Regions from separate parts of the Homo sapiens genome. Here region 2 is linked to region 1. Evidence: chromatin loops called from intact Hi-C (ENCODE). Cell type or tissue: mammary epithelial cell. All regions are shown on one strand. Region 1 overlaps KDM1A (lysine demethylase 1A). Region 2 has its middle 11 kb from the start of LACTBL1.

Region 1 (8,000 bases):
AATTAACAAATATCTGAAACTTATGAATTCAAATTCAGTGTCGAACATTTATAAATCAAATCCACTATCTTAAGATTTATTTTCTCATTACCTCAGGCATGTGTTTCAGTATCTGTGATTCTTAGTTAATTTGTTAATAATCTGCTTCATTTACTTCATAATTACATTAGGACACATTCTGCATATAAGCTATTTCCCTTAACCTCTAACCTTGTAGTCTTAAGTCTCCTTTTGAAAAAATGATTAAAGCATTAAAAAATCAACTATTGACAACATAAAGAATGGGTCAATGAGAGAAAAACCTCAGAATGAACTCCTCTCATTTTTAACAAATTGTACTGTTTTATTCTTTTTTTTAAATTGGAAATCCAGTATCTTTTACTAAGTAGCTATCAAACTAGAAATTAAGGGAAATGCACATTTATTAAGAGACTATATTTTTTATTATTTATTTATTATATTTAACTTGACTTTAAGAAGATAAACTTGGAAATATTTTTAAATATAGTCTTATGAATCAAAATAAAATCCTAACGTCATCATAGATATAAAATACAGTCCTGAAACCGTAACTTAAAAATGTAAAATTTATCAGCCAGGTAGGAGGTCCTTACTTGGTAGGGGTTTTATCCTCTTATAGATGCCGAAGTTGATAAGACCATGACGCTCTAAATAACTGTGAACTCGGTGGACAAGCACAGTATCACCTACAGAATAAGTGGATTAAAAACACGGTTTTATTTTCAGCAGTTTAAACAATATTCTTCTAACTCTTCCATTTCTCCATCATGAAGTCCTTAAAACCATTAAGCTTCAAGTCATGTGACTCCTTTAAAAAAGTAATTCTAAGGCTGGGCACGGTGGCTGATGCACACAATCTTAGTGGCTTTGGGAGACTGAAGTGATAGGATCACTTGAGGCCAGGAGTTCAAGACCAGCCTGGGAAACACAGCAAGACCCTGTCTCTATAAAAAACAAAAAATTAGCCATGTATGATGGTGCATGCCCATAGTCCTAGTTACTTGGGGGGCTGAGGAAGGAGGATCACCTGAGCCCAGGAGTTCCTAGCTACAGGGAGCTATGACTGTACCTGTACGCTCTAGCCCAGGCTAGATCAGATCTCAAAAAATAAATAAATCACTGTAAAGACCCCGACTCTACAAAAAAACAAAGAATTAGCCATGCATGATGGTGCCTGGCAGATCAAGGCTGAGGTAAGCTGTGAATGCGCCACTGCACTCCAGCCTGGGCAACAGAAGGAGACACTGTCAATCACTCACTCACTCAATCAATGTGATTCTTAGAACTATTAGTCTGTGAAGCAGGCCAAAATGTGTAACACATAATTTGGAATTGTATTGATTTAATTTTTAATTTTTTTGAGAGATAGGGGTCTCACTATGTTGCCCAGGCTGAACTCAAACTCCTGGGCTCAAGAAATCCTCCCACCTTAGCCTCCTGAGTAGCTGGGACTATAGGTGCACATCACTGTGTCTGTCTAATTTAAAATTTTTAAGAATTTCATTCCACCACAAATGGAATGAGAATAAAACCAAACCTTCACAAAGTAGTTATAACACTCATTTACTTTGGCAAAAACATCACAAGACATTGTTGGTGCCAAGTCTGAAATAAGAAAACCAGATAGTGAGCCATGAAGCGCCGAAGTATTCCATGGATCAAAGCTGGACAACAGGTCTAGGAAGAGTACTTAGCAATCTCTTGAACTCATCTGTTAACACAATTTAAAGACCAGAAGATGAATAAAAACATAGAAAACAGGTTTTCTATAAGACTTATTTTTGCACAGCACAAGGTGAAATAACATGGAAATATGAATGAAAAAATTAATTATCAAGGAACCATGAGGCTCCTAGAAGAACGTATCAATTTTCACAATCCAGTACAAATTAGTCCTATTGAACACACTACTTACTGTTATAAGGTGCTTCTAATTGTTGGAGAGTAGCCTCAAATGTCAGCTGAATCTTTGGATTATCCAACCACAACTGCAGCTGCATTTAAATGACATAAATTGTATTACATACAAATAGACATATGTTATTTGACTATCTTTAAAATCATCTTTTAGCTGGCTGCAGTGGCTCACACCTATAATCCCAGCAGTTTGGGAGGCTGAGGTGGAAGGATCACTTGAGCCCAGGAGTTTGAGACCAGCTTAGGCAATATAGTGAGACCCCATCTCAACTAAAAATATAAAAACTGGCTGGGTATGGTGGCACATGCCTGTAGTCCCAGCTACTTAGGAGGCTAAGGCAGAAGGACTGCTTGAGCCCGGGACGTCGAGGCTGCAGTGAGCCATGATCGTACCACTGTACTACAGCCTGGGCAACAGAGCAAGAGCTTACCTCAAAAAATAAAAATAAAAATAAATAAAATCATCCTTTTAACTTTAAGGCCCCAAACATGGGCTTTCCTTTAATTAAAACAGTGACGTTATACTCCTGAAAAAGAAACTGATGAACACAAAGCCATATCAAATAAGTAAATTACTGAAGAAGCTGGGGTTATTTAGCCTAAAAGAGAAAACCACCTAGTAACTTGCCAAATCCATAGAGCTAGAAGGGAGCAACTAGCATTCAAACCTGGGTTATATGACTCCAGAGATACTAAGTGGATAAAATCCACAAAAATCTAATGATCAACTAGATATGTCGAGGTTGGGGAGAAAGGTGTCAAGGACAACATCTCCATTTTGGTACAACTAAGCGAGTTGGTACGCCAGACACTGAATGGAATCACTGAAAGAAGAAATAAGATAATGAGTTTAGCTCCAAGATAACAAGAAGAAATATAAAATAGATGGATATAGGGTCTGGAGCTCAGAAGAGAGAGAAGGTCTGGAGTCATCTGCTTATGGGTAATAACTGAAGTCAAATGCATTGAGAAGGGTTCCTAGAGGAAAAAATAGGGCAAGAGGAGAAGGAACTCCAAATAGTCCACATAATGGCCAATTGTTAAGGATCATCTTACAAAGCAATCAGAGAAGACACCCAGAGAGGCAGGAGAAAAACCAGATACTGAGTTATCAAATCCAAGGAAGTACTGTGTTTCAGAAGAAAGGAGCAGTCAATTATTTCAAATACTGCTGAAAAAACAGATGAGACATAAAAAAACATATGGTACAATCAATGGGCTCTAAAATGAATTCTCTTCAAAGTGAGTATATACTTGCAAAATGCATGACAAACTAAACACTACTATATTTAAGTCTTAGCTAAAAATTAATAAAGACTGCTCTATAAGACAACTTTCAACCAAGAAGAAATTAATTTGGCTATATGTAAATAAACCAAATTACTAAGGGATTATGACCAAATCCACACAGATACTCTACTCTGTGGCCACTGTAAGGTAAATGGATTTCCTCAAGTACACACTGGGCCCAAGTTCCTCACTCCCAACACAAGTCTTCCTCCTCCTCCTCCTACAAAATAACACTTAGGTCACAGTCTAGTTCAATAATCCTAAAGTTGCAGTTTTAAAGTATTATAGTTTAAGACTAGAGAACTGATAAAATTCTTGCAGTAGAGGTTGATTTACATTCTGTTTCACAGCCAGAGACCACAAATCTAACATCGGGAAACCCTTCCCCAAATCTGGATTTTTGGTGAATCAGAAAAGACAGAGATCCCTGTAAATCCATCGCTCAAATCTAAGTAAAAAGTGAAAACTCTCTTCAGATAAAACAAACAAACAAAAAAATGACAATTTTGTCTAAAAAAAAATCCACTTAGAGCAAATGTTGATATGCTATACACAGAAACTGATTCAATTATAAGACAAATCAGCGACTACACACTAAGAATTTTCTGTTCACTTTTTAAAAAACTCACCATCTTTTCTTCACTGTTCTTTTCTGTTTTACAAAAACCCAGGATAACCTATCAATTGCTTTAACAATCGAAATTAAGCAGTGGTTTTGCAATCTAATAGCCAAAACAAAGAAGCTGGTGGTGGCTAAAAAGCAGACATATCAATGACATCTCTGAGCTATATTCATATTCAAGTTAGCTGAATCACAAGGTTAATTTCTTCTGCGTTGTACCACCCTAGAGTAACATGAGCATGTTCTGAATAGCACCTTTCCCTCATCCATTTACTCTCTGGCTAAATAAGAATTCCTGATGAATAAAAGATATGAAAGAAAAATTTACAGAAGAAATACAAATGACTAATGTGAAAAGCAGTCAGTAATCCAAGAAATGAAAAAGAACTGAGATGGTTTTGGCCAATTATAGGAGCATAGATTATCACTGTTTTAATAAAAATGGGCAGGGCAATGCGGAGGGGAGGGGTTGACTGGTTCAGCCTTTCTGGGAAGCAATCTGGCAATATGTCCAAAACATTTAAAAGTGTTCATAACCCTTTGACAACGTAGTTTTCCTTCTATAATTCTATCATAAGGAAATAATAGGTAGAGTCAAGAATGCATAAGACTGTCCAGAGTTAATTATAATAAAGCAAAATCGGCAACAAATGTCCAGCAGTCAAATTATAACCCAACTGTCAGACAAAATATTATGCAGACACTGAAGTTAAATCATTCAGCCAGAGGAAGAGGCTGAACAAGATGAGCAGAACAGGGTAAAGATTTCTCTTCAGAGGGAAGGACAAAGTGATTATTATTATTATTTTTTAATGCTTAAAGGTTTTTGTTTTTTTTTGAAATGGACTCTACTCTGTTGCCCAGGCTGGATGGAGTGCAGTGGCACGATCTCGGCTCACTGCAACCTCCACCTCCTAGGTTCAAGCGATTCTCCTGCTTCAGCCTCTCAAGTAGCTGGGACTACATGTGCCTGCCACCATGCCCAGATAATTTTTGTATTTTTAGTAGAGAAAGGGTTTTGCCATGTTGGCCAGGGTGGTCTCGAACCCTTAACCTCAGGTGATCCACCTGCCTTGGCCTCCCTAAGTGCTGGGATTACAGGTGTGAGCCACCACGCCCAGCCTAAATAAATATTCTTAATGTGTATTTATGAGGTTGTGAAGTATAAAAGGGATCCAAAAGAATGTATCCAAGAAGGATCTCAATTTTATGAAAACAAAAATTATATATACATTTTTTAAATACCCAAATGAAAAATAACTATTAACAAAGGTTATCTCTGGGTAATAATAGTATTATAGATAATTTTAGAATTCTTTCTTCTCTTTTTATTTTTCCCATATTCTCTATCAAAGCCATATATACTTTTTATAATCCAGGTGAAAAAGCTGAAATGGAAACTTACTGTGCGGTTTCTAATGAAAAGAAAAACCTTCTGGGTCTGTTGTGGTCCACTGATAATATCTGGAAAACAGGCTGCTTCTTGAGAAGTCATCCGGTCATGAGGAAGTCGGCTCTGGAAAGCTGCGCCCTCCACACCTAACGAAGAAAGCAAAGGACATCTAGGAAAAGTGCAAGTGAATACAAAACGGGTAGTGATGACGCTTAAATTCCTTTGCCTCACTCACAGACTGACCTTTTTAAAAAATTTTCAATTGTCTCAAAAGCTGAAACTTCCTTAGATATTAGCCACTTATTTGAGCTTAACATTCCAAAGTTTATACTTTACTGAGTGAAACAACTACCTTATAAGACAAAGCATTTAAAATAGTTTCTTTGTCCATAAAATAACTTTATCATATTAGATGATCTAATTAAAATTAGCACTACTGACAGGTGTACAATAAAATTTAAAACTAAAGAACCAGAATAAAGGAAAATGCACTAACAGGAAAGCAAAAGAAGCTGTGGAGCGAAAAACACAATCACATGCCTTCTTTTAGGATTACAGCATGAAACAGAAAGATGACTTTAATAATCAACAGCAGAAAATCACAATCCCATCAACAGTATCATCCATTAGTAATCATAATTCAACGCTGGCAAGCAGTGAGAGAAATTAAGCAGACAACAATAAGACAGAAGAATGCAAGGAATTTACATTTGCTGGCAGAAACATTAGAAATGCTTTACTATATACTACTAATATTACTATGTATAATCTATAACACATATACATATAGTGTATACATACACTATACACTGCAAGTAAAATACGTTCTTCTCTTTTTTTTTTTTTTGAGACGAAGTTTCACTCTTATTGCCCAGGCTGGAGTGTAGTGGTGCGATCTTGGCTCACTACAACCTCTGCCTCCTGGGTTCAAGCGATTCTCCTGCCTCAGCCTCTCGAGTAGCTGGGATTACAGGCACCCGCTCCCATGCCTGGCTAATTTTTTGTATTTTTAGTAGAGACGGGGCTTCACCATGTTGGCCAGGCTTGTCTCGAACTCCTGACCTCAGGTGATCCACCTGCCTCAACCTCCCAAAAAACATGTTATTTTCAAACTCTTCAATTAATTGGGTATTGTCTTGATAGTTTTATAAATTGGTGGATAAGTACACCTTTATTAGGTGATCTTAAAAACACAAGCACAATAAATGCAAATGTATTTCTAAAATCACCTTATAGATGTACTTATCCACCAGCTTATAAAAACTATCAAGATTCAATTTAAAGAGTTTCAAAATTCCATACCATTTAAGTAATTACATATAAGTAACAAAATAGGCGCCAGATATCCATATATAATTTTTTTTTTTTTTTTTTTTTTTTGAGAGGGAGTCTCACTCTGTCGCCCAGGCTGGAAGTGCAGTAGCGCGATCTCGGCTCACTGCAACCTCTGCCTTCTGGGTTCAGGCGATTCTCCTGCCTCAGCCTCCCAAGTAGCTGGGACTACAGGCATGCACCACCATGCCTGGCTAATGTTTTTTGTATTCTTTGTAGAGACAGGGTTTCCCCATGTTGGCTAGACTAGTCTGGAACTCCTGGCCTCAAGTGATCCACCCACCTCAGCCTCCCAAAGTGCTGGGATTACAGGAGTGAGCCACCATGCTCAGCCCATATATAATCATTTTAAAGCACATAAAACAAGAAGTTGGAAGCACTGATAATGGAAGCAAAACTAATGCTAAGGTATTAGTAAGATTAGGAGAATTAAAAAAACAAGGCAGGTAAAGATGTTAACTTAGAAAATTATAGCTAAGCTATTAAGGAGTCTGTTTCCACAAAGACATTCAAATGGCAAACACTACCTAGAAAAAAATCATGTTTAACAAGTGGTCAAGCAAAAACGCCTAATGCCAATCATGGGCCACACATTAAGAAATACTATTCTTAGAGACCAGGAGAAAAAACTATCCATCTACTGTAGATAATGAGGACATAAACATTGTGTCTCACATTACTAAATCAAATCAACAATCCTTACATTTAACTAATCCATACCCAAAATTAAAGACTGTCAGGATAATTTATTCCTTGGGTAAAAAAAATAAAAAATAAAAAAATAGTAAAAGCCATATTGTAGGTGGAGCATGAAATTACAGCAAGAAAAGAAGAAATGCTTACTATTGTGGATACAGTTTATTTCAGTAATGTGAAATTTTCTAAACTATATGGCTTTGATGTCCCCAGCTCCCATTCCCAAATCAAAATAAATAAAAACTGAAAACAAAACAAAACCACCAAGACTAAAAATAACTCACATTATAAAGAACTTATCTACACATTAAATCCTGAGTATTTCAACCAAGTATCTCTAAATAGGTCAATTCTTGGTATAATTCATAAGTATATACTATTAACATGAAAATCAATGATTTCTATTAAATTCCACTTCTCCCTGCCAAAAATGGTAGTTTTCTTCCTTAGCTATGTTATCTTCTATACATTTAATAAGTAGTCACTGAACATTCTACTGCAAAATACTATTTTTCAATGACAGAAAAATCATGTAGGATAAAATACCAAATTTTATAGTACATTTGGCTGCTCACTACAGATGTTTTTTTTTTTTTTTGGCAGGGGGAAGGACAGGGTCTCCCTCTGTTGTCCAGGCTCCTGAAGTGCAGGGGCACAATCTCACACTGCAACCTTCACCTCCTGAGCTCAAGTAGCTGGGCTGCCTCAGCCTCCCAAGTAGCTGGGACT
Region 2 (8,000 bases), 68 kb after region 1:
CAAAACTCGGTCTCTATCAAAAATAGAAAAATTAGCCAGGAGTGGTGTTGGGCGCCTGTAATCCCAGCTACTTGGGAGGCTGAGGCAGGAGAATAGCTTGAACCTGGGAGGTGAAGGTTGCAGTGAGCCAAGATCGTGCCACTGCACTCCAGCCTGGGCAACAGAGCAAGACTCCATCTAAAAAAAAAAGAAAAAAAGAAAAGATCTGGAGTCAATGGTAAATAAAGGCCGAGTGTGGTGGCTCACGCCTGTAATCCCAGCACTTTGTGAGGCTGAGGCGGGGGTATCACTTGAGTCCAGGAGTTCCAAGACCAGCTTGGGCAACATGGCAAAATCCTGTCTCTACAAAAAAAAAAAAAAAAAAAAAAAAAAAAAAAAAGCCAGGTGTGTGCCTGTAATCCCAGCTACTTGGGAGGCTGAGGTGAGAAAATCCCTTGAACCCGGGAGGCTGAGGTTGCAGTGAGCTGAGATTGTGCCATTGCACTCCAGCCTCAGTGACAAAGTGAGACTCCATCTCAAACAAAAAACAAACAAACAAACAAAAACCAACAATAAAAAAACTGTTTTCAGCCTCTACCCATGACCCAGTTCCAAAGCCACTTCTATGTTTTTAGGTGTTTATTATAGCAACACCCCACTCCTCTGCTACCAGTTTCTGACGTAGTCCATTTTGTGCTGCTATAGCAAAATACCACAGATTGGGTAATATTTTTTCTTGATATGGGGTCTTGCTATGTTGCCCAGGCTGGCCTCAAACTCCTGGACTTAAGCAATCCTTGACAGACTGGGTAATTCATAAGAACAGAAATGTATTTCTCACAGTGCTGAAGGCTGGGAAGTCCAAGAACAAGGCACCATAGATTCAATGTCTAGTGAGGGCCCGGTGTCTGCTTTCAAGATGGCGCCTTGAACTCTGTGTCCTCTGGAAGGAAGGAATGCTGTGTCTTCACACTGCAGAAGGTGGAAAGGCAAAAGGGAACAAACTCCCTCTGTCAAGCCCTTTCATGATGGTATTAATCCATTCTTGAGGGCAGAGCCCTCATGACCTAACCACCTCCCAGAAGGCTATATATTTCTGTGTTGTATAACTATTGCACTGGGGATTAAGTTTCCAACACACTAATTTTGGGTGACACATTCAGGCCATAGCAGATGGGTTACTGCACTCCTTCAGATCTTTGCTCGAATAACTTCTTCTTAGTGAGGACTCCCTTCACCTTCCTATTTTGAGTCACACCTCTCTCTCGTGTGTCAGTTTTCTTCTTCTTGCTGTTCCAGGTCCACTCTCCATCCCTCCCCTGCTTCTTCTGCCAGTGGGCCAATCTGTATGAATTACATCATTGTGTTCCCTTGCACTGTGGCTTCCAGTTGGGTTTGGCCAACAGGGGATCTCTGGAAAAAGATTGGAGGGAAGGAGGAGGTTGAAGTGGTTACTCCCCCAGCTTCCTCCTGTGGGCTCACCTTAGGCAAGTTTTGGGCTGGTTGGGTCCCAGGGAGCCTCCCTCTACATGATTCTCCTCTTTCAGGTTTCCTTTACAGATCATTGACTGATCCCCGGGGACATGACAGACCCCAGTTATTTATATGGTAATCCCTGCCACGGAAACAAATGCAGCAATTCAACCACAAACTCAATCTGCATGTGACATATACACAAGCCACAATAAGGCACTGCATCTCGAAGAGAGCATCTGGAATGAAAAAGCTGATCAAGATGATGGGGCGTCACATCCCCTTTGGTGCACTAGATCCGTGCTTGGATCTACTGTAATAGCCAAATCTCCATGGAGGTCTGAGGTGACCCAATAAGGATTCATTTGACCTATGAAGAAGATGCTGGTGCTCATGGAGAGTGTATTACTTGCCAGCAACATTGGCCTATGGCTCAAAGTGAACTAGGCATAATAACTTGTTGTCTGACCAATTCACAATTGATAGTTGGTTACAATGTATTCTGATTACCATGGGCATGCTATAGATATATAAGTGGCTGTTGTTCTTTTCCAACAAGCAGATAGCATCCAAACTCTTTTTTTTTTTTTTTTTTTTTTTTTTGAGATGGAGTTTCACTCTTATGCCCAGGCTGGAGTGCAGTGGCGTGATCTTAGCTCACTGCAACCTCCGCCTTCTGGTTTCAAGCGATTCTCCTGCCTCAGCCTCCTGAGTAGCTGGGATTACGGGCATGCGCCACCACGCCCAGCTAATTTTTGTATTTTTAGTAGAGACGAGGTTTCACCATGTTGGCCAGGCTGGTCTCAAACTCCTGACCTCGTGATCCAGCCGCCTCGGCCTCCCAAAGTGCTGGGATTACAGGCATGAGCCACCACGCCTGGCCGATAGCACCCAAACTCTTAAGACTGTGATGATTATCTTTGTCATGTGTTAGAGTTTCCTGGTATGACACAAGCTGACAATAGAATGCTGTTTACAGCTTTGGGCCCTGAATTCCATTTCAACATGGAATTCTCCTTTCCACTTGCAGGTGGCGGGTAGAATCAAGCTTTAGTATGGCTGGTTACGGGAGCAGCTATATCAGCCACTACTTCATCATTCTTTGCAGGCACATGGGATGGGGAAGAGTCTACTCAATGTGCCAGGACCCCAGAATCTCTGTCCCTAACTGCCCCTTCTTTTTTGAGCAAGAACTTTGACCATTGGCTGGTAAGTTCACATTGCTCTAGTTGAGGCTAACTGGGTGGACATGACTTTGGGTCTTTTTTTTTCCTTTTTTTTTGTTTGTTTGTTTTCAGACGAAGTCTCGCTCTTGTCCCCCAAGCTGGAGTGCAATGGCGCGATCTCGGCTCACTGCAACCTCCGCCTCCCGGGTTCAAGCAATTCTCCTGCCTCAGCCTCCCGATTACAGGTGCCTGCTGGGATTACAGGCGCCTGCTACCACGCCTGGCTAATTTTTGTATTCTTTTTAAGTAGAGACAGGGTTTCATCATTTTGGCCAGGCTGGTCTCGGCCTCCTGACCTCAGGTGATCCGCCCACCTCAGCCTCCCAAAGTGCTGGGATTACAAGCGTGAGCCACCACGACTGGCCTTTTTTTCCTTTTTTGAAGGGCACTTGATGGACACACACCCTGGGCAGGCAACTCTGACACTGCCTTTACCTAGAGGAAGGCAGTGTTCCTACCATCCATCTCCTCTGCAAATGGAGAACATTGCTGTGGTCACTATGCCTGTGCAACAGGTTCCTTCTGCTCTGCAACCACCATCCTCAGTCTCAAGGGATTGCCTTTGAGGGCAGAATAGTGACTGCTGGGTTCCTGTGAGGTCAATGCTCTAAGAAAAAGTACAGATCGTTTGGCTGATTCTGGGGACATGACAAGCCTCAGCTGATGTAGCAAGAACATACGCAAGCGATATCAGGAAACAGATCAGGGTCGAAGAGTAAATAACCTCTCACCTGCTCTTCCAGGTTCAGACAGAAAAAGCTTCAACAGCCTCTAGCAGCTGCCTAGGCCAGGCTCCATTCCACAAACCTACAGTATTGAACGTATCACCACCACTACCCCTGTCCTCCATACCCAGCTATGGGAGACCTTGTTGGTGTCTCCCTCTCTGACCATGGCAAGGGAATTGCTCCTAGCTGGCCATTGCCAAAAACTGCTGTGCTTTAGGGTGTGAAAGGAAAATAAATCTTGGGATCCCAAAACTACTAAGCCAAAGGAAAAAGTCAAGCTGGGAACTGTTAGGCAAACCCACCTCTCATTCTATTCCTACAAAGATTAAAAAGCTACATATGGCCAGGCACAGTGGCTCACACCTATAATCCCAGCCCTTTGCAAGGCTGAGGCAGGTGGATCACCTGAGGTCAGGAGTTCGAGACCAGCCTGGCCAACATGGTGAAACCCCGTCTCTACTAAAAATACAAAAATTAGCCGGACGTGGTGGCGGGCACCTGTAATCCCAGCTACTTGGGAGGCTGAGGCAGGGAGAATTGCTTGAACCTGGTAGGTGAAGTGAGCCAAGATCATGCCAGGGCACTCCAGCCTGGGCAAGAGAGGGAGACTCTGTCTCAAACAAATAAAAAAAAAACAAAACTGCCTACCTCTCTCACAATTTGCCCACAAGGAAATTCCTTGTGAATAAAGGACAAACAGAACTCAAAGTCATCCCTCTGCTCACATGAGACAAATGCATATCTGATTGCTTCCTTTGCCCTATTGTTTCACTAAGCCAGACTAAGGCATAAGTGACTATACCTCTATGCTCCTCTCATGAGTTAATTGTATATTCAGTGAAAGGCTAATCAGAAACTCAAAAGAATGCAATCGTTTGTCTCTTACCTACCTATGACCTGGAAGCCCCCTCCCCGCTTCGAGTTGTCCTGCCTTTCTGGACTGAACCAACATACATCTTACATAATCGATTAATATCTCATGTCTCCCTAAAATGTATAAAACCAAGCTGCGCCCCGACCACGTTGGGCACATGTTGTCAGGACCTCCTGAGGCTGTGTCATGGGTGCGTCCTTAACCTTGGCAAAATAAACTTTCTAAATTGATTGAGACCTGTCTCAGATATTTTTGGTTCACAGGGGGAATTTAGTTGGGAGAAATCAGGCCACAGCTACAAATGGCACAACCATGTTCCCATCCCCTGCATGGAAGGTGTGGAGGTGAACTGGCAGAATATTGAGCAGTCCTGTGTATCCCCCAGGACTTGATTTGTACTCTGGATATAGGTCCTTCCTTGCTTTCTGTTTGGAAAGAATACCACCTGCATATGAGCCCTCATGATAACCCAAGACCTGTGGGCACAGCAGTGTTCCCAGTCCCAGCCTCTAGTGCTTTTGACAAGACATTCCTGGGTATTCAGTACATAGATTTCACCATTTTATGCAGATTTTCCTCCTATTATAGGTAGAATCTACAATCCACAGGGGCTCAGGTATCCTGAAGGGAATTGCCACAGGGACAGCCAAGGTTCTCACTGGCGAGGTTATCATGAACTCAGGTCATGCGGGATAACCACATAGCTTTGCACTCTTTTTGGCCAGCCAGGAGAGTAGCTAGCTTCACTGGACAATATCCTCTGCTGTTTCTGGATGAATACCTTTGGCTAAGTCCAGAAGCCCAAAGCTACCACGGGAACATGCCTCATGGCTCCAGGCTACTCCTCTGTCTGAGCCTTGGGCTCTTTCCTCAGACTTCACATGGTCTCCATGTCCAGGTGCCTCAGGCCTCCATGGTGGGTTTGTACTATGACTCCAGGCCTCCCTCCTTCTGCAGTGTCTCCTCCAGCATTGCCAACAATCACTGGAAATCCCATTATAAGCCCAATTGATTTCTACTCCTGTTGGGCATGCTTATATTTGGTGAGTCCCATGTTTGATGAGCCCGTAGATAAGGGGATGAACCTTGGAAAACCAAGTTGCACTGTATAGGAAGCCCCTGGGGGCTCACTCCAGGCTCCTAGCAAACAGATAGCAGATGGATTCCAGAGAGGGCGCCTTTCCCAAAAGCAGAAATGACTCTACCTGGCCTCTACATCCCACAGGGGCTCCAGGTGTCCTCAGCACTGTAAGCAATTCCCCTAGAGTCTAAGCTTGGACCTGTTTTTCTTTACTTACAAGACTAACCTCACAATTGCCTATACAAAAAGTAGAGTAGCTAGCAAGGTGGGGTTCCCCTTCTGGAGCACACTCCACGGTGTCTCCTGCTGTGCCCTGGTTCCCTCTACCTCTCTCCAAACAATGATGAGCGGTTGAACAACTCAATGCCTCATTCGGCTTCCACCCTCTGTTTGTGCGTTTCTCCAGTAAAGGCTTTTCTGAGCCCACACTTAATGACTTTGTGGTATTTGCCTTCACTTAATGCCCACATCTCTCGCACTTTAGAGCTCTGTCCTCAGATCCCTTCTTTTCTCCATCTCACTACCTTGGTGATGGCTGTACATATCATCTAAATGCCAGTGATTTTCTTTTCTTTTTTTTTTTTTTTTTGAGATGGAGTCTTGCTGTGTCACCCAGGCTGGAGTGCCATGGCCTGATCTTAGCTCACTGCAACCTCTGCCTCCCAGGTTCAAGCGATTCTCCTGCCTCAGTCTCCTGAGTAGCTGGGCTTACAAGCACCCGCCACCACACCTGGCTAATTTTTGTATTTTTGGTAGAGATGGGGTTTCGCCATGTTGGCCTGGCTGGACTCAAACTCCTGACCTCCACCTGCCTCAGCCTCCCAAAGTCCTGGGATTACAGGCATGAGCCACCACGTGCCTGGCCCAGACTTCTTTTTTCTCGTCGTTATTCCCTAAACAATACAGTATAACAACTAAGTATATAGCATTTACATTGTGTTAAGTGTTATAAGTAATCTGGAGATGATTTAAAGTATGCAGGAGGATGTGTGTCAGTGATATGCAAATATTATGTCATTTTACATTAGGGCTTAAGCATCTGTGGAGGGGTCCTGAAACCAATCCCCATGGAGACAGAGGGACAACTGTATATCCAGAATCTGACACTTTCCCACTGTCCCTGCTGAGGTCCAAGCCACCACCATACCTCGCCTGAACAAGAGTGGCAATCTCAACTGGCCTCCCCACTCCCACTTCTGCCCTCTAGCCAGTTATCAGCACTGAAGCCAGAGTGCACCTTTATTTTATTTTAATAATTTAAAAATCTTTTTGAGACAGGCATGTGCCACCACACCTGGATAATTTTTGTAGTTTTTGCAGAGAACAAGGTCTCACTATGCTGCCCAGGGTGGCCTTGAACCAGAGTGCTCCTTTAAAAATAAGTCAGCTGGGCATGGTGACTCATGCCTATAATCCCAGCACTTTGGGAGGCTGAAGCAGGTGGATCACCCGAGGTCAGGAGCTTGAGACCAGCCTGGCCAACTTGGTGAAACCCCACCTCTACTAAAAATACAAAAATTAGCAAGCTGTGGTGGTGCGTGCCTGTAATCCCGTCCACTTGGAAGGCTGAGGCAGGAGAACCGCTTGAACCTGGAGAAGGAGGTTGCAGTGAGCCGAGATTGCGCCACTGCACTCCAGCCTGGGCAACAGAGCAAGACTCCATCTCAAAATAAATAAATAAATAAATAAATAAATAAATAAATAAATAAATAAGTAATAAAACAAAAAGTGTCAGCTGGGCGTGGTGGCTCATGCCTGTAATCCTAGCACTTTGGAAGGCCAAGGTGGGACAATGGCTTGAGCCCAGGAGTTTGAGACCAGACTGGTCAACATAGCAAGACTCCATCTCTACAAATAATCAAACAATTAGCCAGGCAAAGTGGTGCACACCAGTAGTCTCAGTTGCCCAGAAGACTGAGGTGGGAGGATCACTTGAGCCCAGGAGGTTGAAGTTGCAGTGAGCTGTGATTGCGCCATTGCCTCGGTGACAAAGCAAGACCCTGTCTCAAAAAAAAAAAAAAAAAAAAGGAAACAAAATAAATAAAAATATGAGTCATGGCCGGGTGCCTGTAATCCCAGTGTTTTGGGAGGCCGAGGTGGGAGGATCCCTTGAACCCAGGTGTTTGAGGCTGCAGTGAGCTATGATCATACCACTACACTCCAGCCTGGGCAACAGAGTAAGACCCTGCCTTAAAAAAAATGTGAGTCAGATTGTGCTACTCCTCTGCTTTCAAACTCTGCAAAGGCTCCCACTTCACTCAGAGGGGAGCCAAAGTCCTTCCTGTGGCCTAGAAGGTTCTATGTGACCATCCTGACCTCTTACTTCCCTACCTCACCTACTACTTTGCCCTTTGCTTAGTCTGCTCCAGCCACTGGCTTCCTTGCTATTCTTTTAACACACCAGGCACATTCCACCCTAAGGCCTGAGCACTGGCTGTTCCCTCTACTGTGAACACTATTCCTCTGTTGTCCATATAGCTAACTCTCTTATTTCCCTTAGGTGATTTGCTAAATGCTTCTTTCTCAATGAGGCCCATTCTGATCTCCCAATTTAATACTCTAATCTACCCCTCTTACCCAGCTCTATTTATTTTACCATGACATATATTATTTTATTTTTAATTTATTTTTATTTTTGG

The links. Peaks named below come from ENCODE experiments on the same cell type or tissue, not always from the same donor. Only the 100,000 strongest peaks of a DNase experiment are listed, where the experiment ranks them.
Region 2: a loop joins it to region 1, with 7 times the contacts of the local background. A loop is called at or near these places in 5 of 110 quality-filtered maps.

What each region holds. Positions count from the first base shown.
Region 1 is chr1:23,047,776-23,055,775 of GRCh38, reverse strand. KDM1A (lysine demethylase 1A) reads right to left here. Exons shown (of 21, transcript NM_001009999.3): 4 at 5,256-5,389; 5 at 1,937-2,015; 6 at 615-707. Among named protein-coding and RNA genes, the nearest start is that of MIR3115, 7.5 kb to the right of the region's middle. In mammary epithelial cell, no CTCF peak of the experiment used is centred here; no DNase peak of the experiment used is centred here; H3K27ac peaks cover 188 bases.
Region 2 is chr1:22,979,385-22,987,384 of GRCh38, reverse strand. No RefSeq gene overlaps it. Among named protein-coding and RNA genes, the nearest start is that of LACTBL1, 11 kb to the right of the region's middle. In mammary epithelial cell, no CTCF peak of the experiment used is centred here; no DNase peak of the experiment used is centred here.